Linked DNA regions of Homo sapiens: region 2 is linked to region 1. Evidence: chromatin contacts called from ENCODE Hi-C or POLR2A ChIA-PET data. All regions are on one chromosome and are shown on one strand. Each heading gives the region's core, a stretch centred on a gene start or an enhancer-like site at or near the end of the contact. The rest is flanking DNA. Distances are from core to core; before and after follow the strand shown.

Evidence for each region. Hi-C counts contacts between places; a loop is a spot of excess contacts on that map. ChIA-PET counts read pairs that join two places held with the same protein, here RNA polymerase II (POLR2A). Pooled maps may share reads with other maps.
Region 2: a loop to region 1 is called in a map of HAP-1, with 2.2 times the contacts of the local background. The contact joins two enhancer-like sites. A Hi-C loop is called at or near these places in 19 of 168 maps with a recorded cell type or tissue (CD8-positive, alpha-beta T cell, HAP-1, K562 and 13 more) and 16 of 50 pooled maps. POLR2A ChIA-PET finds 5 or more read pairs at or near these places in 10 of 52 experiments (Caco-2, HEK293, MCF 10A and 6 more).

The regions. Positions count from the first base shown.
Region 1 is chr4:140,249,177-140,256,392 of GRCh38, forward strand. No RefSeq gene overlaps it. Among named protein-coding and RNA genes, the nearest start is that of MAML3, 99 kb to the left of the region's middle. Within about 2 kb of position 4,160, at least 28 of the 41 ENCODE cell types and tissues checked have a DNase peak (open chromatin) inside an H3K27ac peak, as active enhancers do.
Region 2 is chr4:140,031,958-140,039,136 of GRCh38, forward strand. All of the region lies in intron 1 of MAML3 (mastermind like transcriptional coactivator 3), which reads right to left. The region is part of intron 1 of LOC124900783 (a long non-coding RNA gene); the gene reads left to right. Among named protein-coding and RNA genes, the nearest start is that of MAML3-AS1, 92 kb to the right of the region's middle. Within about 2 kb of position 5,499, at least 5 of the 41 ENCODE cell types and tissues checked have a DNase peak (open chromatin) inside an H3K27ac peak, as active enhancers do.

The DNA.
Region 1 (7,216 bases), core at 2,910-5,409:
TGTGAGTCGGTTTTCTTCAAGAGTCTTCCCAAAGAAGGCCTTGTGGGTTGTGGCTAACTCAGTTTTCCATTTTTATCTAGATTTGTTCTTTAACGCAAGTGTTATTCTTTTCCAAGGCTTGCTGTATCATCACATTAACAATAAGATAAAACTTGACAAAAATTCACTGAAAACAATAAATGTGGTAATTGCATATTCTTGTCCTAGGTATTCCCTTTTTGTTCTCAATTAAAAAGCAGTTCCAGCAGTTGTGTATGCTGTATCATTTGTTCACCTTAAATAAATACTTTTGAATCTAAAAATATAGCAGAAATAAAACTTTCTGAAAAAAATAAAAAGCTGAAACAGTGTCACATCAAAAATAAGAAATGGATTTTAGGGGATCGGGATGGTTTTCAAGAGGTTGATGTTTTCTGACAAGCCAACCCCATTACAGGCCGCTATCTAGGGGATCTAAAGTCTACACCAAATAACCAGCCTAGAACTCTAGCAGAATAGTATAAACACCCACTCAGATATCTTAGATTCGTTTACACTTAAAAATATGAGTTAACTATACGCATTGGCAGATATTTCATCAAAGTACAGATTTCAAGTAGCATTTGGTCAGCCGAAGACTATTATCTAGTGATTTATTTTAAATAGCTTTGCTTAAATTAAAAACATGATTCTTTTTTTTTTTTTGACGAGTCTCGCTCTGTTGCCCAGGCTGGCATGCAATGGCACTATCTCAGCTCACTGCGACCTCTGTGTCCCAGGTTCAAGTGATTCTCCTGCCTTAGCCTTCCGATTAGCTGGGATTACAGGCACCCAGCTAATTTTTGTATTTTTAGTAGAGGCAGAGTTTCAATATGTTGGTCAGGCTGGTCTTGAACTCCTGACCTCAGGTGATCCACCTGTCTCAGCCTCCCAAAGTGCTGGGATTACAGGCGTGAGCCTCTGTGCCTGGCCAAAAACATGATTCTTAAGTGTGAGCAATGGTGAAAATTTGTAAGACTTCTATTAGATAGCGGTACACAAGAGTTTGCCACTGCTAGGGTCATGGACTCAGCCTCACGTCTCTATCTACAGGTAACTGGTCCTAGAACTGACCCAGGAAACTTCAGAAAGAAGCAAAGTGACCTGACCACTTTAGCATTCACACCTGATCCATGGAGCAGCCTGGCTCTGTACCCTTCAGGTCATCATAACCTGTCTCCTCCCGTTCACCTGCAGCCTTTTTAGAGGCAGGCTGCTAACACGAAGACAGAGATCTGACACAGCCTCCTCTTCTGTGCTCACACTTCTCCCATGACATGCTGGAACCAGCACATCAGAGCAGACACACTCGTAATAAGACCAAAAAGCAGTGACAGTGCTGACAATTTTACACCTAGGCCAGGTGCCAGAACCGACAGTGGGGAAGAGGTGCAGGGAGGGAGGGGGATACCGTACTCTGAACACTTTTTTGAAAACACAGGTTAGGGTTACTATTAACTTGCTGCTACTAGGAGACTCTGGTTTGAGTTTTGTTGTTGTTGTTTTTTTCCCCTAGATCCTTTGAAGGTGGGGCCTCAGGTGAGGTCAAAAAAAGGTTTTTAGATCCCAGACATATATGGAACTAGCAGAGCTGATCATTTGAGGGGGCAGAACCCTTATTATCAGCCCCACGTTGGCCAATGGAAGCCTGGGACTTTTTTCATGTTGCCATGTTCGTCATCTATACAGCATCTATGCACCTCAAATAGGCTGAAATATTTTTATCTTACAGTTGTTTTGTGAGTCAGGAATTCAGGGATAGCTTAGCTGCATGATTTTGGCCCAGAGTCTCTTTACCAGGCCAAGCTGTTGGCCAGGGCTGCTGTCATCTGAAGGTGTGATTAACATTAGAGGATCCTCTTCCTAGAAGGCTCACTCACACGGCTGGTGAGTTGCTGCTGGCTGATGGTGGAGGCCTCAGTTCCTTGAAACATGGACCACTCCAAGCAACTGCTTGAGTGTTCTCATGACATGGTGCCTGACTTTCCCCAGAATGAATGACGCAAGAGACAGCAATGTGGAAGCCACAATGCCTTTCATGGGCTTGAAAGTCACACTGTCATTCTGCAATATTCACTTGGTCACACAGGTTAGCCCTGCTTCATAGGGGAGGGGAATATACAAGAACATAAATACCAGGAGGCAAGGGTCACTGGAGGTCATCTGGGAGGCTAGCAACCACAGCTGCCTATTGGTCCTGCCACTGCCTCTGGGAATCAGTCTGCCCAATGCCTGAACAGCTATATAAATCCGATGCTCACGGAAATTCTCCAGTATCCTTTTAGAGAAGGGTCCACAGCTCCTGACCTACTTGCCTCAGGTGGGTGCTGGCTCAGTCCCTTGCCCTAGCCACCACACCTCTGGCTGGGCGGCAGTGTGCATGTGGGGACGGCTAGGAAGGAGGCCCTGATGAGCCAGACACACAATCATGGCTTAGAATGCGACTTTAAAGCCAGGCCCACCCCCAGAGACTCTTCGGGCTCTAAAATGGCCAACTAAACCTAAGTAAGTGTCTGAGTTACACCTGTGAGGCTCTGGGGAGAATGCGGCCTCACTGGATTTCTGCTCTTTTCCTGGAGGGAAATAACCTTGCTGACTCAGATGGGAGTAAGAAGCTGTTAGCAGTTGCTGGGTTCACCTTCGATGGAAATCTGGAAATTCCAATGAACCACCATCATTTTCTGCAAGATAATCTAACCTAATTTCAACTGTAAAATTTAAATTTTCAAATGTACTGAAGAGATAGTACATGCCAGGCATTTATACACAGTATTTCCCTTAATCATCACAAAAAACCTGTGTAGTAGGTATCAGGCCCACCATTTTATAGAGGAGTGAACTGAAGCCCCAGAGGTTAAACTCCCAGCTAGCAAATGGGGGAGCCAGGGTCTGCCTCCCAAGCCTGGGTGATAGGGCTCTGTCAGAACTCTCCAAAAGAGAAGGGGCATAAATCACAGGTCTATCCAGGGAGCGGAGGGAGAGGGGGAGTGCCCCACACAGTCACAGCAGCAGGGCAGGAGGAGGATGGGGGCTGGGGGCAGCGGAGGACAGATGGGAGCTCCTGTTAGGAGCCACGTTTCCTCGGCTGGGAACCCCTACTGCTGAGTCTCTGCAACAGCGATGCCAGGTCTGTCTCAAGGGCGGCAAACTGTGCCTCTCCCTCCTCCTGCAAGGAGAGTCGGGTTGTTCATAATGATAGGTACTCTATGCCAGGCTTCCTGCCAAGTTAAGAACCACTTTTTAAAAATCTTCACAACATTCCTAGGAAGTAAGTATTATTCCCCGCATTTGATAGCTGGGGAGGTGCGGAGTTGGGGACTTTAGGAACATCCTCAAGGTCACAGAGCTCCAGGGTGTCCATGCTCACGTTTCAATCCAGGCTTCTGACTTTAGGGCCAGCAGAACTCTTTAACATCATGTTCCACCAGGCAGAGGTTGGGGGGTCAGGCGACCACATGGGCCGTTCATCTTTGCAGGAACTGACAGCGTTAGCCCCGACACAGAGGGCATGGGCCCCGCGGCTCCACCGGGAAGGGGGCTCGCCCGCCGGCCCGGGCACCCCCTGGTGGGGCCTCCCGCTCTCGGGCTCGGGCAGAACCCGCTGCTCAGGGGCCCGCGGTCAGGTCAAGGAATCCTCCTGTGGGCCTCGGCATTCCTCGAGGGGAGGGCGACTCCCGTCGGGCGGGCCTGCGCTCGGGGTGGGTCCGGGCTCCGCGGCCGGGATGGGTGAGCTGGGGAGGGAGGCGCCCAGGCTCGGGCAGGCGTCAGGCGCCGCGGCGCGTGGGGCTGTGCACGCGGTCACCATTTTCCTCCTGCTGGTCTGTGTGTCCCTCCGGCGGGAGCCGAGGCCGGCTAGGCCGCAGCAGCCCCGCGCCCAGGGAGAGAGGAGGAGGGGAAGAGGCCGAGGGCGCCCTGCTCCTGGGTCGCCGAAGCCCCGGAGGCTTTGTGTATTCGGAACCGGATTCACCACCTCCCCCGCCACCCCCGCCTCCCATTCCCGCTTTCTTTTTCCCTGACCGAAGTCCCAGTAGAGTATCCAGCAATTAGCACGCGAGGAGGGGGTGGAAGGCGGCGGCGGCGGCAGGGGTGGGGGCGGCGAGACCCCGGCTCTGGGCTCGGCCCCGCGCTCCGCCTGCGCTGCCTTCGTGCGCCACCTACCGGCTGCTCGGGGCTGCTGCGGCGGCCGCCAGAGCTGTTCCTAGGCGGATCTTGATCTCCGTGGACAATAGACAATGGGATTTTTTTTTTGGAACAATGATTTATTTTTGGGGGTGGGGATAAGGAGGAAGGAGGGAGGGAGGGAGGAAGCAGTAGTGTGTTTGTCATCGCTTTAGAAAAAAAATCTCTGTTCTATCATTGTTTCTGCATATCCATTATATTGAGGACAAAAGAATCCCGTTCTGGAACAACAAAGCCAAGGGAAATGTTTTCTGTGGCTGACATTTAATTGTGTGCACAAGGTGCTACATTATCATGGGGAGAGATTGTAGAAAAGAATAGGGCAAGCCTCGGTTCAAAAGCCTGACTTTTCTGCTTTAAGATGTGAGCTTACATGTGCCCCATTTTAGATTGTCTCATATATCTCCACTCATGTTATACACGACGCACAATTCTCCGTTTCCTTATAGTTTTCCAACCCACCGCAAGCATTCCTTGCGGATTATTTTTGCACCACTTCCAAGGTCTATTCCTTTTACAGTTAACAGGGATCATCATGTTTTGCTTCACAACCTCTCTACATGTTTCTTTTTTAGAAGCTGTTAGGGACCTTGGAGAACACGTAGTCCAACCCTCTCATTTTACAGATGAAAGAGGTAGAATGCCTAGTCCAAAGTCACACAAATAATTAGAGAGGGAGGCAGGACCAGACCTCTTGTTTCCTAATCCCTGGTCCCTACGACCTGCTATTTGATGTCCTAATGCCCAGCACTCCTGGACTTGCTCATTCCATGGCCTCCTTTCTGGCAGGAGAAACCCCCTCACAGCGAGTTGTGTTCCACAAAGATGGGTGCTAATTCAGGCCGAGGGGACAGAAGTACAAGCTTCCTGGCTTGGTAATCCCTTTTACCCCCCTTTCTGCCCCACCACCTCTGTAGCGTGAAGAAGGGGAACAGTGTGGGTGTCATCTTAATTTATTCATTTCATTATTTTGCTGTGATAAGTTAATATGTAAAACCTATTGCAGTTGTCCCCAACTCTCCAGAAAACATTCTCCCCTGGGATGCAGGGACTGAGCGCCACCTCTGATACTGGGCTAAACCAGAAGCATAACAAGAAATGTGTTCCATCTTTGGAAATTGTACTCAGTGGTCTCTTGGCAAAGGTGGTTTGCCCTTGGGAACTTAAATGATATGGATTTCTTTCTAAGGCTCATGAAAAATCCTTGGGAAGAGGCAGATAGCTGATCATGCTGTAGAACAGAGACATTTTTCTTATGCCACCTTCCAAAACACTACAACAGACGGCGCTCCCCTTTAAACTATTACTGTGTCACACTGAGACAGAAGAATTTTCAAGTTTTAAATGAGAAGCTCAGTAAACATCTTTGCACATCCAAAATGAGTCAACCCATCATAACAGCCTGCTTGTTTTAAAAGTTGTTCAGTCTGTTTAAAGCAAATAGACCAATCTCACAGTCTGCAGACAACCAGACAACAAGCAGAGAAAATTTCAAAACAAAAGGCCAGAGCATTCCCTAACTCTCTTTAAACTGTCTTCTAAAAGCATAGAAAAGAAGAAAACACACTTGGGTTGTAAACAATTTCTAAAGCTTTCTGCTGGGTTTTGGCACTCTAAGAGAACTGGTTTATACAGGGGCCATGTGACAGGGGCCTGTTAACAGGGAGCTTAGATCTCTAAACCTCCTAGTTTTCCTTTGTTTGTTCCTTTTTTTTTTTTTTTCCTACAGGGTACTGATTCATCCTGTCTCCACAGAAGGATCCACAGTTCAATGATATTCTAATATGGCAACCACACACTTACAAACACCTTGCCTCAAGGATTTTGTGAGAATCAAATGTGATCAAATGAGATAATGTAGGTGAAAGTACTTTAAAAAGCCTAAGGTACTCTTCAGATGTGAGGTCTTACTCCCTTGTATTTGAGCGTTTGAAGGCATTGAAATCATTAATTGGAGCACTGCTGTAACTGTGCTGTAGAGCTGTGATTTGGCCTTTTTTTTTTTTTTTTTTGACAGGGTCTCACTGTGTTGCCCAGGCTGAAATGCAGTGGCACAATCTCAGCTCACTGCAACCTTCACCTCCCAGGCTCAAGCGATCCTCCCACTTGAGTCTCCCAAGTATGGCCCGTTTTTCAGATAGGAACTTAGGGTTACACTTCAAGGGTAAAGCTTAACGTAGATTAGAGCATATTCAAATCTCATCTTAAAGAATATCCTCACATCATGTTGGAATCTGGTAAATGCTAAAATACTGGTGACTCATTGCTTCCCCAATGTCCTTATTTGGTAGCATGCAAATAAAAATGATCATTTTCAGATTTAGATTTTCTCAAACCGTGGTGCGAGCAGCTATTTTTACTTTTGCTTCAGTCACCATTCTCTGTAGTAGAAAGTGTATTTAGAGTTGTAAAAACTGTTTTTCCATTTGCAGCCTAAATTTAAATATAGGATACAGCCACCAAAGTACTCTCCTGGTCAGATACAGGAGTCACGATAGTGAAATCCAGGACTTCTGACATGTAGTCCTCATTTCCATCCATTTAAGGACTCCATATCGCTAACTTCACAAGTGCTTCATGAGACCATTTCCATAGCACTTCCCCTTAGGACACCTCAATTGACTTGCAGATGTTCTATTGCTAATTCTCTTAACAGTTGTATTTGAGAGTGGTGGGTCCATTGGAAAGATATCTGACTTGCAGAAAGTGAAACCTCACCCAGTCATCTGCCTTCTCTCTTACAGGCCATGGGACATATACCCTGTACTTGGCTCCACAAGAAATGACTGATGTCACCAAAACATGAGCAAATCTTAGAACCCTAATTTCCCAATAGTTGTTGTCCTGTCCCACCAAAACCAAAAGTTGGGCATGGTGGCTCACACCTGTAATCTTAGAGTGTGGGAAGGCCAAGGCAAGAGTATCACTTGAGGCCAGGAGTTTGAGACCAGCCTGGGCAAAATAATGAGACCCCCATTTCTACAAATAAGTAAATTAATTAAAAGCCCAAGCCTGCTAT
Region 2 (7,179 bases), core at 4,249-6,748, 220 kb before region 1:
AACTAACTTGCAGTCTCTGTCTGCCTTGGCTGACTGGCCAACGGTCTTAATAAATAGCAACCACTAAATAAATCAAAATTTTTCCAAAGAAAATATGAAACTTGGATCTTAACTCTACTTAGCCTTAAATTTACCTGTCTGTGCACATTTCATTTTCCCACCCACTAAACAGTATTCCTATAGCTCTGGTTGTATCCATGTAGATTTAGATTGATGGTTCTAGAATCACAGAATTGGAAATGATCGTAGATATAATTTAGTTCAACCCACTCATTTTCAAAGACAAGGCAAGGGAAGCTAAAAGAGGTTAAGTGCCCTTTTATCACAGTTAGTGATAAAATTCAGGCAAAATTGAAAGTGGCTGCTCCAGCCTATCTTTGTAGCGGATGACCTGTCTTAGAATTTGTTGAACCTCTAGCATTGAATGTAGACTGATTTTAACCTGAATGAAAACTTCAGACTTGAAATTATTCTGCTTTTAAGGAAAGTGAAATTGTTAATTGGTTTTAGTAAACCAGATATTTAAAATCATTTTACTTCCATTCAGTTCCTCATCAAGTCTAAGCAATTGGGTACTGTACTTTGACTATTAAACCTGTAAGTTATCTGAAAATAATTTTTATTACACATTATATAATACTGAAAGTATTAGACTCACATCCATATCAATGATACAAATGGGTAAATTAGTACAAACTTTCTGAAGGGCATTTGGCAGTATGTTACCAAAAACTTAATATTTGAACCCTCTTCATTCTGTCAACGTCATTTCTAAAGATTTATTCTGAGGAAAACTTACTCGACATCTAGGAATATGGTCAATTTTTATTCTTCTGCCTTTACACTTTTTGATAAATTCCAAAGTTCCTTACAATGAATTTATGTCATTTCTACCATTGGAAAAAAACCTCTCATTGTTTGTAAAAAAAAAAAAAAAAAAAAGTGAGAGAATGCAACTGGCTGCTTATCCTTCAAGAAAATATCGGGCTCTTGTGCACTGGGTGATTTTTTTCTTTCTGGTCAAAAGTTTGTAGAAAGGGAGAAACTGTGTTTCCTGGGAAAAGCCACCAGCTTCTAACCATGAACGGGTGTTCAGAGCATGAGTCTGTTTTGGAATTTCCAAAAAGCATACAAGAATAAGGCTCTGGCTGAACATCCTTTTCCTATATGGATTGCACATAATCAATAGACCTAGAAGCACTTATTGAACACATCCTGTGAACATCATTGCACTAAGAGCTATTCGAAACAAATGGCAAGGGCTTTTCCATGCCATTTATAACTAAGCCCTGTGGCAATGACATAAACATATGAAAAGATGACCATGAATAGAGGCCGTAATTAATTTCCAAATACAAAATGTAGGTATCTAGAAAAGGAAGAAGCTCACGCAAAACCTGAGTGGCGAGGAAAGGCTTTGCAGAGAAGGGCTCAGCCTTGAAAAAAAGATGGAGCAAGAAGAGGTACGGTATGGGAAAGAATGGTTTTACTGGGTTTGAGTGGTAGAATACTGAAAAACAAAGATCAGAAGGAAAGGCTGGGCAGGCCCAGCCTGAGGAGCATCTCAACTCCCGAATGACATTTGATCGCCTCACTGGATGTCTATTTTATGTTAGATGCTCCATAAGGCCATATAGCACAGTGGTTAAGAGCACTGAGTTCTAGAATCAGAGCACCTGGATTCAAACCAACTCTGATGCTTACTAGCTCTGTGATCTTGGATAAGTCACCTAAGCTCTCAGTTTCCACATATATAAAATGAGGATAACAACAGTACTCACCACACAGGGTTATCGGGATGATTAAGTATGCATGTGTAAGGACTGAATAAATGTTCAAATGTTGGCATGGCACTGGGCACACAATGGAATAATGTCTGCTTGCATTAAGCAGTGCTATGAGACTTTTTTAAAGTGTGCATTCTTATTTTAAAATCTTTGTGAGGTCTATAAAAGAATGTGCCCACCTTTGGAACTACAATGGCCTGAACATAAATGAGTTGTTTTTTGACGACTAACCACCCTGCAATGGGTCTCAGAGTCATCATTATATACCACCCTTCTCACAGTGTGGACCAATAATAATAACAACAACAACAGCAACAACAGCTTTGTATAGCAACCAAGGGTTTACAAAAGGCTTCTATCTCATTCACAAGAATTCCATGAGGTAAGCCAGACAAGAATCAGGATGGAGGCAAGACGAGGACCCAGGGTTTCTGCGTTCTTGTCTAGGACTCTTTATAGCTTACAAAGTAGCCTATGAAGAGACAGACCAAATACAAACTGATCCTTAGACTCAACCTGGAAGTTAATTCCTTATAAATGAACATCTGATGTGAGATAGTCTGGTTGTGATTTGACTTAGACAGAAATGGAGTAGATTACTTAGAAATTTAAACTCTTAATAAACCATTGAAGTTTTGATGTCCAATGTTCACACATACCTTGAAAAAGAGATGGAGTTGGAAGACATATGGTATGAGAAAGAAAGATTTTACTGGGTTTGAGTGGCAGAATACTGAAGAACAAGGATCAGAAGGAAAGGCTGGGTGGGCCCAACCTGAGGAGCACCTCAACTCCCAAATGATGTCTGATCACCTCACTGAATGTCTATTTTGTGCTAGATGCTCCATAACGCCATATAGCACAGTGGTTAAGAGCACTGAGATCTGGAATCAGAGTACCTGGATTCAAACCAAGTCTGATGCTTACTAGCTCTGTGAAGATACCTCTGATTTTCAGTATTCAACTATTCAGTAGCTGAATTTTTGTCTTGCTTTAGATTTGAAAGGAAAGTAACAAAGAGGGCATTGCTATTATTTGATTGTAGTTTGAATCCCTGCTTGTCTAATTCCAGGAAGTTCCAGTTAATAATATACAACCAAATCAAATAACATATTGATGGAGGTTATACATGGGTAGAGGCAGGCAAAGCAACATCTACAAACCCCACTGGGAAACAGTTACCAGACACAAGCTAAAAATGTATTCAGTTGTCCAACAATATGAACCAAGGAAGTTCTTTTTTGAGATGGAGTCTTGCTCTATTGCCCAGGCTGGAGTGCAGTAGCATGATCTCGGCTCACTGCAACCTCTGCCTCCCAGGTACAAGCAATTCTCCTGTCTCACCCTCCTGAGTAGCTGGGATTACAGGTGCCTGCCACACCATGCCTGGCTAATTTTTTCGTATTTTTAGTTGAGACAGGGTTTCACCATGTTGGCAAGGCTGGTTTCGAACTCCTGACCTCAAGTGACACACCTGCCTCAGTCTCCAAAAGTGCTGGGATTAGAAGTATGAGCCACCACGCCCGGCCAAGCCAAGGAAATTCTAAGGTGAAACCCTGAAAAACAGAAAGTTCATGTTCCAAATATGTGAAATCAACGGAGTCCTTTCCAAATCAGATATCTGAACACAGGACCCAGGTTTTCCTCCTTGTTTTATCCAATAGTATAATTACTGCAATCATCACTTAATAACATATAGCTTTTAAATTACAAACCACATCCTTACCTCTAGGGAATATATGTAAAAATCTTTCCATTAAAATGCTAACATTGCTGGGCACAGTGGCTCACGCCTGTAATCCCAGCACTTTGGGAGGCCAAGCAGGTAGATCACGAGGTCAGGAGATCAAGACCATCCTGGCTAACACAGTGAAAACCCGTCTACTAAAAATACAAAAATTTAGCCGGGCGTGGTGGCACGCCAGCTACCCAGGAGGCTGAGACAGGAGAATCGCTTGAACCCGGGAGGTGGAGGTTGCAGTGAGCCGAGACTGCACCACTGCACTCCAGCCTGGGCAACAGAGCGAGACTCCGTCTCAAAAAAAAAAAAAAACCCAAAAACAAAAAACTAACATTAATAAAGTTTAGCACCAAATTGCTCTACCTGAGGTTGAACGGTAATGCTTTAGTTTAATTCCCTTCGGAACACATTATCTACTTTTTGGGTAGAGTTCTATCCTGATGTATTTCTTACTGGGGAGTTCAAAGAACAAAGAGCATAGTTGAGAATGAATTGAGATGAACTCAAACCAGAAACAAAGCATATCCACGAAAGGGAATAGATTATACAGGAAAGTAAGGATTAGGACCGATTCCTTTTCTAAATGACTGGCCACTGTTACAGCCTTATTCTGTTGTCAACAGTACTTCTGCTGTTAACTGAGCTTACACACAGTGTCAGTCAAGGTTTTCATTGAATAACAAGTGTGTGTGATTTCTAATACATGTGAGGCCCATTCTGACGCAGTATGTATTAAAATGAGCCAAGGGAACATCTACCAATGGCCCCTGTCGTTGCCTGCCTCACTGCTTTCCTGGATACATTTGCCTCAAGTGGACACAGCAGCTGGAGAGAGGGATGTAAAGCAAGACCTCCGTCACCCAGCATGCAGGAACATGAGTATTTACTGGCTCCATCTTCACTGTCAGAGAATACTACAGGGAGGATGAAACAGCTACCGCGATTAAAAACCTGCTCCCTTGAAAACAGCCATGCCACTGCTGTGCCACACAATGACCCTTTCAAGTCGGGTGCTGAGCTAGATCAGCACCTCTCCTGCAACTTCTTTGATGGCTCAGTGTAGACTGTACGGTGTGCCAGAGAGTCCAAGCACAGCTCCAGCAGGAATCTCCTGGAGCAGAAGGCTCAGGAGAAGATGAGAAGAACAGCTGCCTATTTTCTACCTCAACCACGGCCAATTTTGTGCTCCAGCCCTCCTTTTCCCATTCCAAGTGGCATATCCTTTCTTCCTCTGTCCCTCTATTTAACAGTCAGACAAGAATAATTTACTGGAAAATTGTTAAGTTATAAAAATAACCATGCTTTCTTTCACTTCTTTTCCCAAAAGTTTGTCTCCTAGAGCCAATCTTTAGAATCCAACTCTTGGTGTGTATTTTAGAAAACACCTTGAAGATGACGGTGGCTCAGAAGCACACTATGGTACATGCTGCTGCTATGGTCAGTGCTCTGTGCTCTTCAGTCCCACTTTCCAATACTGAAACTTGCTTCAACACAAGAATTTATATCAGACTGATATTGTCACAAGTTCCAAGGATCCCAGCTGACATCGCTGTGGCCCTGCTTGGGGGAAATAGAACTAAAAGACTTTATATTAATTCACTGGTATCTTTTAGTCCACTGACGATCATATAACACAGTTCAGTAGATTACTGGGAAAGTGAGGCACTAAGAACCCTGATGTTTTTGTTCCCAGAAAACCTGAAGCTCAAGACTGTGTATAGGGAAGCACTATAAATGACTTCTGACCCTCTGCTTGAAAAAAAAAAAACAAAAACAAAACAGCAACAAAACAAAAAACAAACTAAGAACGGATCAAGAAGTTCCTCAGGTTAGGTTTTAACACGAATCCTTAGCACATTATTATCTTTCTGCTCTAAAACTGGAGTTTGCACTTTAAATAGAGATTTCAATAAATTAATGCATTAGCTACAAAGAAATGGACTCAATTTAAATGACTAAGCAAGTGACCTGAATATTATTTCCTTTAAATAGCCTGAGCAACATGAAAAGAAAATACAAAAAGGAATCTGAGTAATGCCCTATGTCTACAAGATTCCATCTAAGTAGAGCATGTCTCCCACAATGTGACTCACAGGAGGCCTGCAGCTTCAGTTTTGAACAAACAAACGCACGTCTTCATTCAGCACAAAGCTAACTAGTGTTAGTTATACAGCTAACTAGTTATGCAGGCTATCCATATTTACATAATCAGAAACACATTGCTTTCAATAAGACAAGGCCCACTGAGTTACATATGACCCTAAGGTACGTGTATTTCAACGCATGTTAAACTGTACTTTTCAGAAAATCATTTTGTTTAACAAACTCTCAGCAGGCACCCTGATTAGACATAATCTATAAGGGCCCTTTGTCTCGAGCTACACTGCTCTGCTGTATGGGGCTCTCTTTGTGGTGATAATTGGTTTGGCTGTCCATTCCACCCATCAGGTGATAGAAAACTATCAATCAGCCTAAATGCAATGTGAGAGAAGTCTCGTTAGCCAATTAGTCAGTAATGAGAACATTAGCTAAGATATCTTCTGCAGAGGGCACCTTAGCCATTCCACTAGTCTGAGAAGATGACAGTCCCTATGTGATTAATAAAGATCACAGGATACTTCAGAAATTCTACATGGGTGAAGAAGAGAGTCAGAAAGAAATGCACTCGGAAATGCTGACTGTTTCTAGTGCTGCCAAGTGCTTTACGCAAAAACATTCCAAAACCACAGAACCACAGAACTTCAGAGCTGGAAAGGACCCTGAAGATGATTTGATCTCACACCTGCATTTTACAGATACGGCAGGGAGTGAAATGAATTGTCCAAGGTCACCCAGCTGGCTGGCAATGGTGCACCTCTTGTGGCTCCAAAGAAAAATATTTGGACTGATAAAAGCAAACAAAACAGGCAGCACATCAGTATGGAGAGATCCTACATGGCTTCTGATATTTTTATGGGTGTGTCTTTTTTCTCTACTGGTGGCAAGGATTATATGTTTTCCTTCCCTGACTTCCTAGGGCCAAACATGATCACTGTTTGTCCTGAGGAAGTATCACACATATTTAGAGCAATGGCTCCTAGGCCAGATTGCCTGGGTCCATAATGCCAGCTCTGCTACTTACTACACGTGTGACTTTGGACAAGTACTGAATGCCCTGTACCTCAGCTTCCCCATCTGTAAAAGAGGATAATAGTCCCTACCTCCCAGGGTTATGACAATAATTAAGAGTTAGTCTACATAAAACACAGGGAACAGAGGCTAGCACTTGCAAGCTCGGCTATTATTATTCATGAAGGTGCTTGTGAAATGACAGCTGCAACGACAGGGCAACTTCTGCATATACAGGAATAATACTAAGATAAGGCCTGGGCGTGGTGGCTCATGCTTGTAATCCCAGCACTTTGGGAGGCTGAGGTGGGCAGATCACGAGGTCAGGAGATCCGAGACCATCCTGGCTAACACGGGCTACTAAAAATACAAAAAATTAGCCAGGTGTGGCAGCATGCGCCTATGATCCCAGCTACTCGGGAGGATGAGGCAGGAGAATCCCTTGAACCTGGGAGGTGGAGGTTGCAGTGAGTCGAGATCGATCGTGCCACTGCACTCCAGCCTGAGAGACAGAGCAAGACTCCGTCTAAAAAAAAGAAAAAA